2 separate regions of the Homo sapiens genome follow, and region 2 is linked to region 1. A link is an interaction called in ENCODE POLR2A ChIA-PET data of the cell type or tissue named here. Cell type or tissue: MCF 10A. All regions are shown on one strand. Each heading gives the region's core, and the rest is flanking DNA. Links, peaks and the distances in the headings are about the cores only.

The links. Peaks named below come from ENCODE experiments on the same cell type or tissue, not always from the same donor. Only the 100,000 strongest peaks of a DNase experiment are listed, where the experiment ranks them.
Region 2: POLR2A ChIA-PET joins it to region 1 with 5 read pairs; 4 of 35 experiments call an interaction of 5 or more read pairs at or near these places.

The regions. Positions count from the first base shown.
Region 1 is chr2:241,005,131-241,013,132 of GRCh38, reverse strand. The region is part of intron 1 of SNED1 (sushi, nidogen and EGF like domains 1); the gene reads right to left. LOC107985787 (a long non-coding RNA gene) reads left to right here and starts at 1,188. Exons shown (of 2, transcript XR_001739175.3): 1 at 1,188-2,346; 2 at 2,709-5,681. RefSeq lists enhancers at 1,796-2,399, 2,400-3,005. In MCF 10A, for the core only: no CTCF peak of the experiment used is centred there; a DNase peak (open chromatin) is centred at 3,092.
Region 2 is chr2:240,916,684-240,924,685 of GRCh38, reverse strand. CROCC2 (ciliary rootlet coiled-coil, rootletin family member 2) reads right to left here. Exons shown (of 32, transcript NM_001351305.2): 2 at 5,810-5,960; 3 at 4,552-4,703; 4 at 2,041-2,147. Among named protein-coding and RNA genes, the nearest start is that of CROCC2, 14 kb to the right of the region's middle. In MCF 10A, for the core only: no CTCF peak of the experiment used is centred there; a DNase peak (open chromatin) is centred at 3,165.

The DNA.
Region 1 (8,002 bases), core at 1,087-6,086:
GCCGGGCGCGGTGGCTCACGCCTGTAATCCCATCACTTTGGGAGGCTGAGACAGGCGGATCACGAGGTCAGGAGATCGAGACCATCCTGGCTAACATGGTGAAACCCTGTCTCTACTGAAAATACAAAAAATTAGCGGGCGTGGTGGCGGGCACCTGTAGTCCCAGCTACTCGGGAGGCTGAGGCAGGAGGATGGCGTGAACCCAGGAGGCGGAGCTTGCAGTGAGCTGAGATCACGTCACTGCACTCCAGCCTGGGCGAAAGAGCGAGACTCCATCTCAAAAACAACAACAAAAAAAAAAAAAAAAGAAAAAAAAAACACAGTACTGCCTCGTTTAATTGAAATTTGCTAAGAGAGTAATCTTAAGTGTTCTTGTCACACACGTGCACACACACGGTAACTGGGTGGTGATGGATGTATAGATTCATGCGATTCTGGTCGTCATTTCACAATGTGTAGGTATATTAAATCACACAATTTTGTCTGTCAATTTTGTCTCAATAAGGCTGGAAAAATTCAATTAAAACAACAACAATAGCAGACCCAAATGTGTACCACTGTAAAACAAATAGCCTGTGGTCTATTCATACAACGATACAGAGGTGATGATGAAGTAACAGCACCACCAGAGATGTGGATGAGCCACCCTAAAAACACCAGGGAGGGAAAAAGGCGAGTGTGAGAAGGCGCTTTCACAGGCCGGAGGGGCTGCCCTGGGGTGGCGATGCAGGGTGGGGCGGTGGCAGCGTCTGCTCTCGGCCTGGCAGTGGGCCCACCAGGGTTTGCGTTACGTTTGATCTTTTTTTGCACGTTTATGTTTTGTACCCTTTTTGGCATGTGTTTTGGAAAAAAGAGCTAAGGGTTAGAAGTGACAAGTGGTACCTCTGGGTTGGGGGAGAAGCATCTGGGGGCAGGAGGCCGCTGTGGCCGAGGTCCCTGGGGCTGGGCCACCTGCCTGGTGTGGGGGACCTCCCTGCTCTGCCCCTCGCCGCACCCCCCATGCTCTTCCTTAGCTGGCCCCACTCCCTGCTTGGCTCCTGAGCCGCTGCCCTGAGTTTTCTGTCGGCCTTTGAAGTGGGAGCCTAGCTTGCAGGTGTGCGGTGTGCAGAGGCCTCGGGCCCACCCGCCGCCTGCCCCGCTCCAGCTTTCCTCTCTCCCCACCCCAGAGAGCTGCTGCCCTCCCCGCTGGGGGCTGAGCCAGGGAGGAGGCAGAACAAGCCGGCCCTGTCCCCTGCCAGGACAGGGCAGCCAGGACAGGGCAGCGCCAGCACCGCAGTGCAGGGCAGAGGCCCGCGGGACTTCCTTTCTCCAGATGTGGACGTCCCAACGTCTGGTGGAAGGGGGCTAGTGGGCAAGGCCCAGGCCAGAGGGCCCAGGAGCTAGAAGCAGGGCAGGGAGCCATGTGGCAACCCCTCTCTCCCCAGCACTGGGGTCCCTCTCCTTCTTCAGGGCTGGGAAAACGCTACTTCCCAAAAAGTGACAATTCTATTATTGTTATTTGCCTACTTGCTATAGCACCTTGTAAAACATGTCATAGAGATGTGGAAAACAAGGGGAAAGGATTAGCCTGTCTCCCAGCCGACGCCCCTGTTCATGGCTAGGTGTGGACCTGAGCACTCGTAGAGGAACAGTGCGGGTTTAGTCCCTCGTCCTGACTTCGGGGGCGGGAATGCCAGCAGGCTGCCCAGCGCTGGCACCTCAGACACCTGCTGAGGGCCAGTGTTTGTCTGCTGGGGTCTGGGGCCTGAGGCCAGCCTGGCAGTCCTGCCCAGCGCCACTGGGACACTTGTAGAAATGTAACCACTCCATGTGCCAGGAGACCCAGGAGACCTGCCACCCCCAGGAAACCCAGGAGACCCAGGAGACCTGCCACCCCCAGGAGACCCAGGAGACCTGCAACCCCCAGGAGACCCAGGAGACCCAGGAGACCTGCCACCCCCAGGAGACCCAGGAGACCCAGGAGACCTGCCACCCCCAGGAGACCCAGGAGAACCAGGAGACCTGCCACCCCCAGGAGACCCAGGAGACCTGCCACCCCCAGGAGACCCAGGAGACCCAGGAGACCTGCCACCCCCAGGCAGGGAGGGAGGGCAGTGTGCTTGTTCTGGGTCTGCAGGGTAGAGATGCTGCGGCAGGCCCTGGCTGCATCCCCCAGAACTCCAGTCTCTCCCTGTGGATCCCATCGTCCAGGGCCTCCCCGTGGCCACCGTCTGGTCTCCTTTGGGGTCCCGGCTCTGCCTGCAGCCTGAAGCCCAGGCCCTGGATCAGTGCTGGCATCGCTCTCCTCCCAGCCAAGCACCAGCTGCTGAGAAAAACAAGATTGCCACCTGGATGTTACAGTCCCAGGTAGGTGACAAAGGTCCTGGGAGGGGCTCACACACAGGCCGCCTGGAAAAAGCTCTGCGTTGGACACAGCTGAGCACCTTAGGCACCCCGGTGAGTGCCCCACGCCCCGCCCTCACCCTCCTCTCTCAGGCTGTGGTCAAGGCCAGCCAGCCTCACGGTGGCCTTGCCATGGAGGGGATGCTCTGACCCCTCTGAGCAGGCTGAGATTCTTGGGCTGCTGGTCAGCTGCTAACTGGGGAGGCCCCAGGCCACATGGAACCTGGAGCTGCAGTGACTTGGGGACTTGGAGGAGGCTCCTCGCCCTCCTCCATTGGGGGCGGGGCTGGCCAGGGGCACTCAGGGCTCTCCTGCCTTTCCTGCAGGACGGGGCTGACCCTCTGCTGGCTCAGGAGGAAGCACAGAGACGTGCTCCAGTGGCATTTCCGACTTGGATGAAAGCAGGAAAGAGCTGAAGCGTCTGGGGAGCCTCCAGGAGGTGACCTCGGGCTGAAAGTGCCGATATGCAACAGCCTGCTCCCCCGGACCTGAGCCAAGGGGCTGCTCTGAGCAGGGCAGGGTGGGCCTGGAGGGGAGCCAGGGACCCAAGAGACTTCCGAGGGCCCCAGGAGCCAGGAAGCAGCACCCTGGCTCCGCAAACGTTAGATCACAAAGGGCGGCTCTGCGGTTCCCTGCTTTGACTCCTCTGCCAAGAGTGAAACAGCACAGCCTCGAGGTGTTTTAGAAGCTTGTTTTGAAAAATGCAGGCATGTCTTTTATTTCCTGGCAGCTTTCTGGGCAATTAGGATTCCTCCCACAGGCACAGCGGGGGCTGGCGTCCTGGGCCGGGGGATGGGCAGGGCCTCCGGGGCTGAAGGGGATGGTCTCCTGCTGAGCGGCCTCACGCCAGCCCTGAAGGGAAGGAGGCTGGCCCCTGGCCCAGCCACCGACGGCAATACTGGGCTAGGCCTCCGGGGAAACACACATGGGACGCCTCCGGGGAAACACACATGGGACAGAAGCAGTCACCCAAGGGGTTGTTCCAGTGGGAGGGAAGAGAGCTACCACCAGGGAGAGCCAGGGTGACTTCCTGGAGGAGGGGACATCTGAGCTGCATTCAGCGCCCCCGGACAGGGGAGGGGTAAGGGAGGGGCTCCCAGGAGAGTGTTGATGCCATGTCCTCTCTCTCCTGCAGACTGAGGTGCTGGGTCTCCCTGTGGCTTCCCTGTCCCCATGGGGCCATGCCCCCAGCCCCCGTGCCCTTTCTCATGCCCTGTCCCTCTTGCTGCCCTCACAGCCTCTCCCTCTCCACCAGCCCCTCTGCTTCCTTGTGTTGACAGCAGCTCCTGCCGCCTGCTCCTTGCCTCACTTGCTTCCCACTTTGGCCAGGTGCTCCACCAGTCCCTATGGTCAGCAGGGCCACAGCCCAATCCCCTAGAGGCCCCAGGGTGTGCCTGGCCTGGAGGCAGTGGCCCCACACTGTCTGGGTGTCCACACCTGCCCTTTCCATCCATCTCCAGCCTGGGCTGCTGCCTCCTGGGCTCTTGAGATCTTGCTGCCTTCAGCCTGTCCACACCTCAGAGGGAGGGGCCTCCTCACAGTCACCCTGCATCTCTGCAGTGGCCACTGGGCCACTGTCACCTCCAGCCACCACCATCAGAGATGCAATCTTGAGATGCAAACCTGGTCTGTCCCCCACTCCCCACATACCTGAGAGTCTTACTCATGGGCACCCCCGTCACTCCTTCAGGACCCAAGCTCCATCCCCATGTCCTGCCCCCAGTGAGCCTCCAAGGCTGCCTTGCCTGCTCCACTTTGCCGCCTCCAACCCACCCCAGAGCTGATGGCAGGAAATGTTTGCTGAAAGATGGGTTTGAGGGCCCAAGAGGCCGTGCCTGACCCTTGACAAGCTCCTGGACAAGCTCAGAGGACAGTGTGATCCTGGGCTGCCCTCCTGTGTGGAGGCATTGGGGTCAGGGGCCTGGGCTGGCCACAGTCCTGCTCCCACTTGGTGCTCCCTGACTGGCCCGCAGAGCCCAGAGGCGACTTCAGCATGTGCTGAGCCCCGGGCACCACGGGAGCAGGGCAGGGGCTGCACACAGTGGTGTCTAATAACTGACACCTGCTGGCTGAATGAATGACTTGCCCTGCTTTGCAAAGAACAAGAGAATGGATGCCAAGGCACCTAGGTGTTGAGGCTGGTCCCCGTAGATGATGTATGGGGTGTCCCACCTGCCTGGTCGCAGACAGACGGCAGTGTGACCAGGCCCCGACCCTTCCAGCCTGTCTTGCCCTTGGATCTGCCCAGAGCTTCCACCCCCACCACCAGTCAGAACACCAGGACACCCTGTCTGGCCTAGAAGCCCATGGACAGAAGGAGTGCAAGGAGTGCTATCAGGTGGGACCCTGTGGGGGCAGCTTGTCCTGGCCACCCCTTCGTGGTGAATAGGAGGCAGGAGGAGACTGGAGCCTGCAGAGTAGGTTAGTTAGGAGTGCCCCGGGTCACCACGAGCAGCCCTCGGAGGGAGGGGCTGTGCTTCCCAGGTGGGGCTCTGAGCCAGCCCCAGGAGCCCCTGGTCACGGCACTGACTCTGTTCCCCCACTTGGGATCTGCCCTGGGTGGTCTGCATTCCTGCCACGCCCCCAGGTGGCCCTGGAGCAGCACAGAAGCCTGCTTTGGAGACACACGTGGTCCGGACCTGTCAGAGCTGGGGAGCTGCCACCTCCGGGCTGTGCTCAGTGAGTCAGGTGGTACGGCCGCCTTCACCCACGGCAGGGTGTAACTGCGAATGCCCTTCTGGGCAGTGGCAGACAGAAGGAAGGTGCCCTGAAAAGCTCCCTGCCTTGGATCCAGTGAGCCCACGTGGGGCAGTTTATTGCAAGGGAGGGAAAGAGAGGGAGGCCTGCACGAAGGCCCGTGTAGGACAGACACACATCGATTCAGGAGACTGAAACACCACAGAGCCAATAACTAGCGGCCGGTTAAACCAATCACAGTGTAGCCATAGAATGGAATCTTGTATTGTCATGAAAAAGCATGTTTTCACAGAAAAGTTAGGGCATGGGTAAATGCTCGTGGCGTAACATTGAAAGAAATAGGCAACACAGAGACCCATATGAGATGGTAACCCGAAGTCTGTTTTGTAAAACCCTACCCTTGAAAACAGATAAGGAAGAACTTCACCAAAATGTTAAAAGCACTTATTTTTGGGTGATGGAATTACGGATATATCATCCCAATGATCACAAGATGAACAATAGTTATTTACTGAGCGGCTTCTAGGAGTAGCACTGTTCCGGAAGCCTGACAGCACAGCGAACAAAACAGACAAAAATAAATACATTTAATACTAAAAAAAGACGCATTGCTGCTCTTCCGTCTCCTTAAATCAGAGCAAGGGTGCAATCAAGGTTTTGGACTGAAGGAACGAACAAATGAAGTAGTGAGTAAGTCAACAGTGAATGAATGCACCAAGTTTCTGTGGGGAGCTGCCTGGGAGAACGCGGTTTGGCCGGCTGGCCACTTCTCTGACAAGAAGCTCTAGCTTCACCTTATCACCAAAAACTCAGGAGGATATGAGAATAAGCTGTAGACCTCATGACCCTCTGCACCCTAAACATTTTAGTATTTCCCATCAACAAGGATATTCTCTCATGTAAGCATATACAGTCACCCACAGCAGGAAATTTAACACTGATGCAAAGCTATCAATACTGTTTTCCCCCTCATTTATATGTTTCATCATTTATTTACTTACATCAGTGTGAAGCCACGGATTTCTCCTTTAATAGATTAGAATCTGTACCTATCATTATTTGTTTTAATGCTCCAATTGTCCCAAACACTGCCAGTGGGAGCCCCTTCTGGAGGGCCTCTGTGTCCTTTTGATCCATCTCCATCCTTCTCCTAGTGTTTCCTTACTTTATGGCACAACAAGATGTTCCAGGCTCATCTTGCACTTCTCTTGCCACGACCCTAGGATCTCCAAGGCACCCTGGTTCTTTTTAGTGGAGACTAGTGTTTAGCAGCCAAGATCTGAGCATGGAAGTGCCCTCTGCTATTGAGGTATTATTGCTTCCATTTCTCTCAGTGGACAGAGCTAGGAACTGTGGATGTAGGTAGACACACAGATGTATATACCCATGTCTACACCCATCTGTCATAATACACACACGGAAATATGTGCTATGAAGTTATACTGATATGCTGAAGTCAAATCTAACACAAAGCCACAGGTTTCATTTGATGTTTCCTCCTTTCCATATCTGCAACTCGTATCTTCAAGAGAAGCGCATACCATTCTCAATCTATTTACTCACTGGCTCAACAGCCTCAACATTTCCAACCCATACCACTGTGGAAAACAATGCTACACTTGGAGTTTCATCATTGTTCACCATTCTTTTCACTTTTGTTCACAGATACATAGTCAAAGTATTGCATTAAAAAGTATATGCTGAAATTAGTAGACAGTAATTTTAAAGCAATTATTATAAAGATGAAAAATATGCTAGGATAGAAAAGGAAATGTCAACATAATGAGGGAAGAAATGAAAAATGCAGAAAAGATCCAAATACAACTTATAGGAGTAAAAAGTGAAATAGATGAAACAAACATACTCTGAATGGGATGAATAGGTTAGACCGTGTAGAAAAAAAAATCAGTGAATTTGAAAACATAACAATAGAAATATTCAAAATGAAGGACAGGCAAAAAAGACTTTAAAATAACAAAGCCTCATTCTCATTCTCAATGAGCTCTAGGACAATAGTAAGAAGTTTAATGTACATACAATTTGAGTCTTCAAAAGAGAGGAGAGAAAGGACAGAAAAAATATGTGAAGATGGCTGAGATTTTTTTCAAATTTCATGGAAACTATACGCTCACAAATCATGAGTCTTAATGAAACCAAGCAGAAGAAATATTTTTAAAGCCCTACAACAATACACCTAATAACCAAATTGCTGAAAAGCAGTGATAAAAAGAATATCTTAAAAGGAATCAGAGAAAAAAGATGCATATGCGGAGGGACAAAGATGGGAATGACAGCAGACTTCTCATTACAAACTATGCCAATCAGAAGACAACAGAGCAGCATCTTCAAAAAATTTAAAACACAAACAAAATCCAAAGTCAGTTTGGAATTCTACACCCACCCAGCAGAGCTATCTTTCAAAAAATGAAGATAAAGAGATTTTCAGATTTTAAAAAAACAGTGATAATTTATGCCAGCAGGTCTACACTATAAGAAATATTAGAGGAAGTCCTTCAAGCAGAAGGAAAATGATATAAAAATGGAAATCTGGGCCAGGCATGGTGGCTAAGGTCTGTAATCCTAGCACTTTGGGAGGCTGAGGCAGGCAGGTCACTTGAGGCCAGGAATTCCAGATCAGCCTAACCAACATGGTGAAACCTCATCTCTACTAAAAATACAAAAATTAGCTGGGGGTGATGGTGGGCACCTGTAGTCCCAGGTACTCAGGAGGCTGAGGCAGGAGAATCATTTGAACCCGGGAGGCAGAGGTTGCAGTGAGCTGAGATCATGCCACTGCACTGTAGCCTGGATGACAGAGTAAGTAAGAATCCATCTCAAAACAAAAACAAAAACAAAAACAGAAACTAAACTAAACTAAAATTTAAAAAATAAAAATTTTTTAAAAAAAGAAATCTGGACCTAC
Region 2 (8,002 bases), core at 1,130-6,129, 88 kb after region 1:
TCAGTGTGGGGGCTGGGTTAGTGTGGGGGGCCGGGGTAGTGTGGGGGGCCGGGATAGTGTGGGGACTGGGTTAGTGTGGGGGGCCGGGTTAGTGTGGGGGGCCGGGTTAGTGTGGGGGGCTGGGTTAGTGTTGGGGGCTGGGTTAGTGTGGGGGCCGGGTTAGTGTGGGGGCCGGGATAGTGTGGGGACTGGGTTAGTGTGGGGGGCCGGGTTAGTGTTGGGGGCTGGGTTAGTGTGGGGGCCGGGTTAGTGTGGGGGCTGGGTTAGTGTGGGGGCCGGGTTAGTGTGGGGACTGGGTCAGTGTGGGGACCGGGTTAGTGTGGGGGCTGGGTTAGTGTTGGGGGCTGGGTTAGTGTGGGGGCCGGGTTAGTGTGGGGGGCTGGGTTAGTGTGGGGACTGGGTTAGTGTGGGGGCTGGGTTAGTGTGGGGGGCCGGGTTAGTGTGGGGGCCGGGTCAGTGTGGGGGCCGGGTTAGTGTGGGGGGCCGGGTTAGTGTGGGGGGCTGGGTTAGTGTGGGGGGCCGGGTTAGTGTGGGGGCTGGGTCAGTGTGGGGACTGGGTTAGTGTGGGGGGCCGGGTTAGTGTGGGGGGCTGGGTTAGTGTGGGGGGCCGGGTTAGTGTGGGGGCTGGGTCAGTGTGGGGACTGGGTTAGTGTGGGGGGCCGGGTTAGTGTGGGGGGCTGGGTTAGTGTGGGGGGCCGGGTTAGTGTGGGGGCTGGGTCAGTGTGGGGACTGGGTTAGTGTGGGGACTGGGTTAGTGTGGGGGCTGGGTTAGTGTGGGGGCCGGGTTAGTGTGGGGACTGGGTTAGTGTGGGGACTGGGTTAGTGTGGGGGGCCGGGTTAGTGTGGGGGGCCGGGTTAGTGTGGGGGGCCGGGTTAGTGTGGGGGCTGGGTTAGTGTGGGGGCCGGGTTAGTGTGGGGGCTGGGTCAGTGTGGGGACTGGGTTAGTGTGGGGGGCCGGGTTAGTGTGGGGGGCTGGGTTAGTGTGGGGGGCCGGGTTAGTGTGGGGGCTGGGTCAGTGTGGGGACTGGGTTAGTGTGGGGACTGGGTTAGTGTGGGGGCTGGGTTAGTGTGGGGGCCGGGTTAGTGTGGGGGCTGGGTTAGTGTGGGGACTGGGTTAGTGTGGGGGGCCGGGTTAGTGTGGGGGCCGGGTTAGTGTGGGGGGCTGGGTTAGTGTTGGGGGCTGGGTTAGTGTGGGGGCTGGGTTAGTGTGGGGGGCTGGGTTAGTGTGGGGGGCCGGGTTAGTACAGGCAGGGTGGGGGCCGGGCAGAGGCCCCCTTGATAAGCCCAGGCATGACATCGTCAGCTCCATCTCAGGGTGTGAGTGGGTGATCCACACACTGGACTCAGGTGTGGCTGGTGGCCAGGGTCTGTTGCCAGGGTCCTAATGTCAGTGCTCACTGACAGCGGTGGCGGGGGGGGCTCTGTCCCTCTCCGCCACTCTCTCCCTGTCATTCATGAGGCTCTGTCTCTCTTTGCCACTCCCTCCCTGTTATTCATGAGCCAGGTTGACCCGTGGCAGGGAGGATGGCAGAGCGTGGAGAGGCTGCCACGTGGAAGGCTGGCACCAGTCCCGTCCCCCATGGTGAGCAGCCCCTGCTCCTGGCCTGTGGAGCGGGGGAGGGGTCTGATAGCGATGGGTACAATCGTGATGCAGCTACTATAATAGGGATGCTGCTGAGCCGCTCTCAGAGGCTGGGACGGTGGTGCCTGGTTGCGTGAGAGGCCCACGCTGAGCCCAGGAGGCTGAGTGTTTCACTGTTTCCACTCGGCCTGGGGTCTCCCCACAGCAAGAGGGAGCGCGCTGCAGGCCCCCACACTGCCCAGCCACTCAAGTCAGTCCCCCTTCCCAGCCGTGCCTTCTCCAGCCCCCTGCCCTGCCCTGCCAGGCCATGGAGGCCTGGGTTGGCTCCCACAGGGAAACTGAACTCACAGCTGCTTTGGGAAGAGCTGTCAGTAGCCCCAAGGCACAGAGGGTCCCACTGCCTCTCGGGGGGATGGCTGTGCTTCCTGCAGCCCTGACTGCCCCGCACCTGGCCTCACCTCTCCTCGGCAGCCTCCAGACGGCCAAGGGCCTCCTCCAGATCCACGCTGTGCTCCAGCTCTGACCTCCGCAGCTGAGCCTCGGTGGTCTCCAGCCGGGCCTGCAGCTGGGGAGGAGCAATAGCCCACCTGGTCTGGCTGCTCCTGAACCCGCCAGGCAGGGGCTGGGGCATCTTGGGCACAAAGCCGACCTTAGTGGGGAAGAGAGGGCTCCCTGGGGCCCCACAGCAGGGGCTGGGGTTGGGTCTGGTGAGGCCCAGGCCCTTCCACACAATGAACCCGACAGGTGGCCTCCTGCCCTGTGCCAAGTGCCCACGGCTGGCAGAGGAGGGGAGGGGCAGGGGCATGCTGGGTTGCACTGATGTGCCAATCCCATCAGGCCTTGAGGACAGTGTGAGTATGGTGGCCCAGTGGGGGCATAGCTCTGGGGGCTGCTGGAGCATGCCCACATTTCATTTACAGATGGGTAAACTGAGGCCCCACTGCCCCAGCTACCTGGGCAGCCCAGCCGTCAGTGTAGGGGGAGGGGCTTCAGGGCTTGGTTCAGGCACACAGGGGCAGGATGGAAGGTCACAGGGCTACCTCTGGGGCTGCCCCCTGGAGATTGAGTGTGGTTCCTCTCCATCTGGGCCTCCTGCCTGAGTCCAGCACCTCACCTACAGGGAGCAGGACCACACCCACCATGATGTGGGCCCACTGCCCAGGGCCACTCTGCCACCACTGGGCCAAGACCGAACTTGGGCCCAGGAAATCAAGGGCCAAGGATGGCCTAGGTGGAGGGGTGGAGGGGAGGGCAGCAGGCCTGGGGCCTCAGCTGTGGCTATGCCTGGGCCAAATGCATGGGAGAGCCAAGGGGCCCCTCCTCAGCCACAAGCTGGAAGAGAAGGTGGCGTTGGAAGACCCTGGAGGAGCCGGGCGGGGTCTGGGGGTGCCACCCCAGGATGGAGATGCCATGGTCAGGCACTCTGGCCACCCAGACCCCGTTCCGCCTGTCTTGGGGGTAACTTGGAGTTAGACCCAGCCTCCTGGCACCCACACTTTGCCTGCTGAGCCGCCCGGGAGCTGGCGTGCACTGGGCTGCTGGCGAGTTTGGATCTGACTCACGCAGCTTACTAATCTGTCGGCAGCATTTCTGTGGCTTCTATTCCCACTGGCCTGTTCCCAACATCTCCCCACCCTGTGCTAGGAAGATGCCTCCCCCAAGGCCTCCCCACAGCTGTAGGGGCTCCCAGGAAGAGTAGGCTGGCTGGCAGCTCACGGATGTGCTGGGGCCCCCATCAGGTGGGGTGGACCCCAGCTCCTGCCCTCAGGGGCTCCCAGGGGTGCCAGCAACAATGGATGGAAACGTGTTTCCCGTGTGGGGGTCAGGGCGTGATAGAACTGGGTGGGGAGCAGAGAACGGGCCCCTCAGAGAGCTGAGGGCACCGCTGTGGGGCTGGTGCTGCCATGATCCTGGGAAGGACCCTTCTAGAAGGTGAGGCCCCCTGGGGACCCCTCAGGCATTCAGTACTGGCCACTGGTCAGGTGACTAAGAAGGGGCCAGATCTGCTTCAGGGGTTCAGATCTCAGCCCCAGTAATGGTGGTGTGGCCTGGGTGATCACTGGCTGGCTCTGAGCCTCTACTCCTTATCTGGAAAGTGGGGTCATCTGACATGCCATGCAGAACCAGGGGGGCTCTGAAGATGGCATGGGTGTGGCAGGGGCCCTGAGTACCCCACAAGGTGGGCTGGACACCCCACTCCACGCACTGGCTCCTTGCCAAGTCCTGCCTCAGAAGCCAGCATGTCTTGGAGCGGCTGACATAGGAGAGAGGCTCTGGCCTAGCAGGTTTCTTCACCTTTCTGCCTCGGTTTCCCTGTCTACACAATGGGAGGCCTTCCCCAGCTCCACATTTTGTGACTAAATATGCCTCTTGCTCACCTCACAGGTCACCCTGGAAGGCACTACAGCCACCAGGGGACCAAAGATACAGCCCTGCCTCTGTCCCCTCTCCTCTGAGGTCCAAGCGGCCCCGGCCAGCCTCAGTTGTCAGAAAAGGGCCAGGGAACTGGGGTGGAGCCATTTCTCTGCGAGCTCCATCTGGGGTTGGGGTCGGTGCCTGCTGGCCTGCTTTCCTCTGCTGTGCAGGTGCCAGCTTTGTGCCAGTGCTGGGCAGAGCACTGGGCCCCGCGAGTCAGGACTGGCCAGGCCACCCCACAGGGCTCCCGGGCAGGTGCGGGGACAAGTCAGTGCCTAAGCTAGGTTGCGAGACCTAGGGGACACGCTGGGCATCAGAAAGGCCTGGGCACGTGCTGCTTGGCCTCCCACCTCTGGCCTCAGTTATCCCATCTGTTGCCTCAGTTTCCCTGTCTGTTGCCCAGGGTTTGAATGTCACGTGGCTGACACTCTGTCTTTCCGAGTCTTAGAAATTGCCGATGGTCCCAGGCTCTGACTGCCGTCCCGACAAGTGACCCCTCACGAAGGGCCAGGCTGCCACCTCCCGCCTGCCCTGAGTCTGCTGCACACACGCACCTGCTCGCTGACCACACGGCACCTGCTGGCCAGCTCATCTCGCTCGGCGCTGGCCTGGGCCAGCAGGTCCCCCAGCCGGGTCAGCTCCTCCTGCAGGAGCTCGTTCTCCTCTTGCACTCGGGCCACAGTGGCTGTCGGCTCCTGTACCCCTGCTGCACGGTACCTGGGTCAGCCTGGGTGGCCAGACCAGGGCCCACCCACACTCAGCCTTGTGCCCTGTCTCCACGGTGGGACCCTGGGCTGGCCACCAGGCTCCAGCTGCTGGACCTGCCCCCATCTCCTGGGAGGGGTCCCAGATCTGAGCCCGGGACCCTAACATAGGGAGGCAGACTTCATACTCTGAGCCCCACTTCCTCTCATGTTAACTGCAATCCTACCACCTCGAACCCCAATGCAGACCCAGGCCCAGGCCGAGCCCCAAACCAATGGCAGCAGAGTGTGTGGGCGGCCTGGACGCTGGGCACTCGCGCTGTCTATGAAGTTGTGAGCCCTGTTGCTTCTGGGGGAAGGGACCTGGTCCCCGAGTAATAAGGTGCTTTTGTAAATACACACACAGCCAGTTCCCCGGGCCTGCAGGAGGCTGGACAGACCCTGGGAGAGAGGGATCCCTGGGACCCATGCACGAGGGAGTCCTGGGCACACACAGGACAGGCGGCCTGGAGCTGTTTCCTCAGCTGCCAGGTGGATAATTGGAGGCAGAGCAGGGGCCTGGGGCGGGTGCAGGACAGGCAGAGCCCAGGGGGGTGGGCGTCTGTGCTCCCTGAGTGCCAGTGTCCAGCATTTCCACGCTGAGGAAGAAACCACCAATGAAGCGGAGACGCAGGTGGCCACAAGTGTGCCACACAGCGGCAGCCCTGCTCAGGCCCTGCTGAGTGCCCTGTGGGTATCGATATGATGCCCCTGAGGGTGGCCCTGTGGGGGGTGAGGCCAGCCCCAGGCCCAGGACTGTCCCCCACGCCGTCACCTTGGCCAGCTGCAGGCCCAGGACTGTCCCCCACGCTGTCACCTTGGCCAGCCGCGGGCCCAGGACCGTCCCCCACGCCATCACCTTGCCCAGCCCCGGGCCCAGGACCGTCCCCCACGCCATCACCTTGCCCAGCCCCGGGCCCAGGACTGTCCCCCACGCCATCACCTTGGCCAGCCGCGAGCCCAGGACTGTCCCCCACGCCGTCACCTTGGCCAGCACCGGGCCCAGGACTGTCCCCCACGCCGTCACCTTGGCCAGCCCCGGGCCCAGGACTGTCCCCCACACCATCACCTTGGGGTGGCTCCTCACTCAGGCTGCCGGCCACGATCTCACGGATGCGGGTGGGCACGGGGGTGGGCGAGGCCTGCCGGCCTTCCCCACGCACGGTCAGCGCCCGGTCTTCCCTGCTGGCTGTGGGACTCAGGATGGTGTCCTCCAGTCTCTGAAAGACACCCCCAGAGATACCTGGAGATGGCAGCCCCCAACAGCTGCCAGGCACCCTCTACGATCCCACTGAATGGGAGCCGCCACAGGGCCACCCCAAGGCAGCAGAGTGCCCTGGAGAGGACAGGGTGAGGCTGGGCAGGTCACTCAGGCGCATGCCTTGGTTCTGCACCTGCGGAGTGGGGCTGCGCCTGTCCCCAGGTTCTGGAGAGGAGGACCACACCCAGCCGAGGTCAGCAGGAGCAGGTACTGCGCTTGGGGCTCTGCCCTGTCTTGGTGGGGGCTGGGCTGAGCGCTGGCTAAGCGGTTGCCAGTTCCCTAGGGGATGCTGACAGGCAGGTTCCTTTGCCTCTGCTCCACAAGAAACCCAACATCCTCGCCCACCTGGAGCAGGTGGTCTCACAGCTTGTTTGCACGGTGGGGCCAGAGGAGGGACCTAGATCCCACGCAGCAGTCACAGAGCCCAGTGTGTTTGTGTGTGTTTGTTGGGGGGTGGGGGCTGAGGATGGGTCAGAGGGCTGAGGCTGAACCCATCCTTCTCTGCTCAGCTGCCCACTGCCCCTCCACAGGCTCGGTCCATCGGGACCCAGGTGGGTCCTTCATGAAAGCCGACTGCCAGGGAAGAGGCTCCAATAGGCCCAGAAGTGGGCAGGAAGGCCCAGGACCTGGGCTCACACTCAGGAGGTGTTTGCTGAATGGCTGCCCTTCTGCCCCAGGAGTGCCTGGGTGTCCTGGGTACCCCAGCCTGGTTTTGAGGGTCTTGGGCTCTAATGGCATTTTGCCGGGCAGGGGCACAGCTTGGGGAGGGCCGGGACCCCAGGGCAGGGGACTCCTGCCAGGTGAAATAGATTACCGACTGTGGGCAGGACACACAGGCCGCCTGTGCCAAACCAGCAGAAGCCCAGGCAGGATCCCGCAGGAATACGCAAGGCCACAGCTGTCCCCGGCCTGCTGCCTTAAGGATATCTGAATTTCAGGCAGTGAATTAACTACTAAAGGGTGACTGGATGCTTGCCAGGGGAAGCTGGGAGGGGATGTCCACTCCTAGGGCTCTCCAGCATGGCACGCCAGAGTCCACCCAAGTCCTCCTTGCCTGGCTCCCACGCCAGCACAGAGGACCCCTCTCCCTGGGGTCCGCAGGGCAGCTCCCCCACCTTGTGCCTCCTGGATTTTCCTCCTGACCAGGGTCCACGTGGGTGACCACCTGGCTGCCTCCTGCCTCCCATCTCTTGGCCCTCCCTGAGACCCTGCTTGCGTCCCCGGACTCTGACCTCAGGCCTGGGCTGGTGGCTGTGCCCTGCTCCCCCACCCTCCTCCCAACCCCAGCCAGGCCTCCTGCACCTGGTGCATGCTGTCTGGCTATCCCGGATGCTCCCTGGACACAGGCCTCCTCCTCCATCTGCACCCCAAAGATCGCGGCCCCCCTCGCCGGGGTTGGAGAGTCACCGCAGACCCAGGCTCAGCATGGCGCCTGGAGAGGCCCTATTCCGACTCTGCTGCCCTGCAAAGGGCAGCCACTCAGCAAACGCCTCCCCACTATCAGCTGAGGTCTGGGGCCAGCCCGCCCGTCCTCCCGACAGCCCGTGCACCAGGGTCTGTCTCTCAGTCCCCTGGGAGGTCTTGGGAGGCGCCTTCACTGCAGGTTCCCCCATTGCCTCTTCTTCTGGAGGGAGTAATGGGCCCCCCTTGGGAGCAGCAGCCCAGTGGGGGAGGGGGAGGGAAGTCCCTGCTCCTCCTCCTGGGCCCAGCTGGGACCCAGGTGCCAAGACCACCAACCAGGAGGAGAGCTGCTGGAAGGGGCTCAGCCATTCTGTTCTAAACCCCTTATTTTGCACAGCGGAGAACGGAGGCCCAGCAGGGTGGCAAGAGGCACCCCAGGCTCCTTGATCAGAGACCGTCATGCTCCGCTCAATCCCCCAGACTGGGAAGGGCTCTGCCCCGCCCTCCCTCCGCCTGCTCAGCAGCTCCCGCCCTGCGCTCCCCCGGGCATCGGCGGCGCCACCCGCTAACGGGAAGGCTGCAGCGCGGAGTAAACTTGAC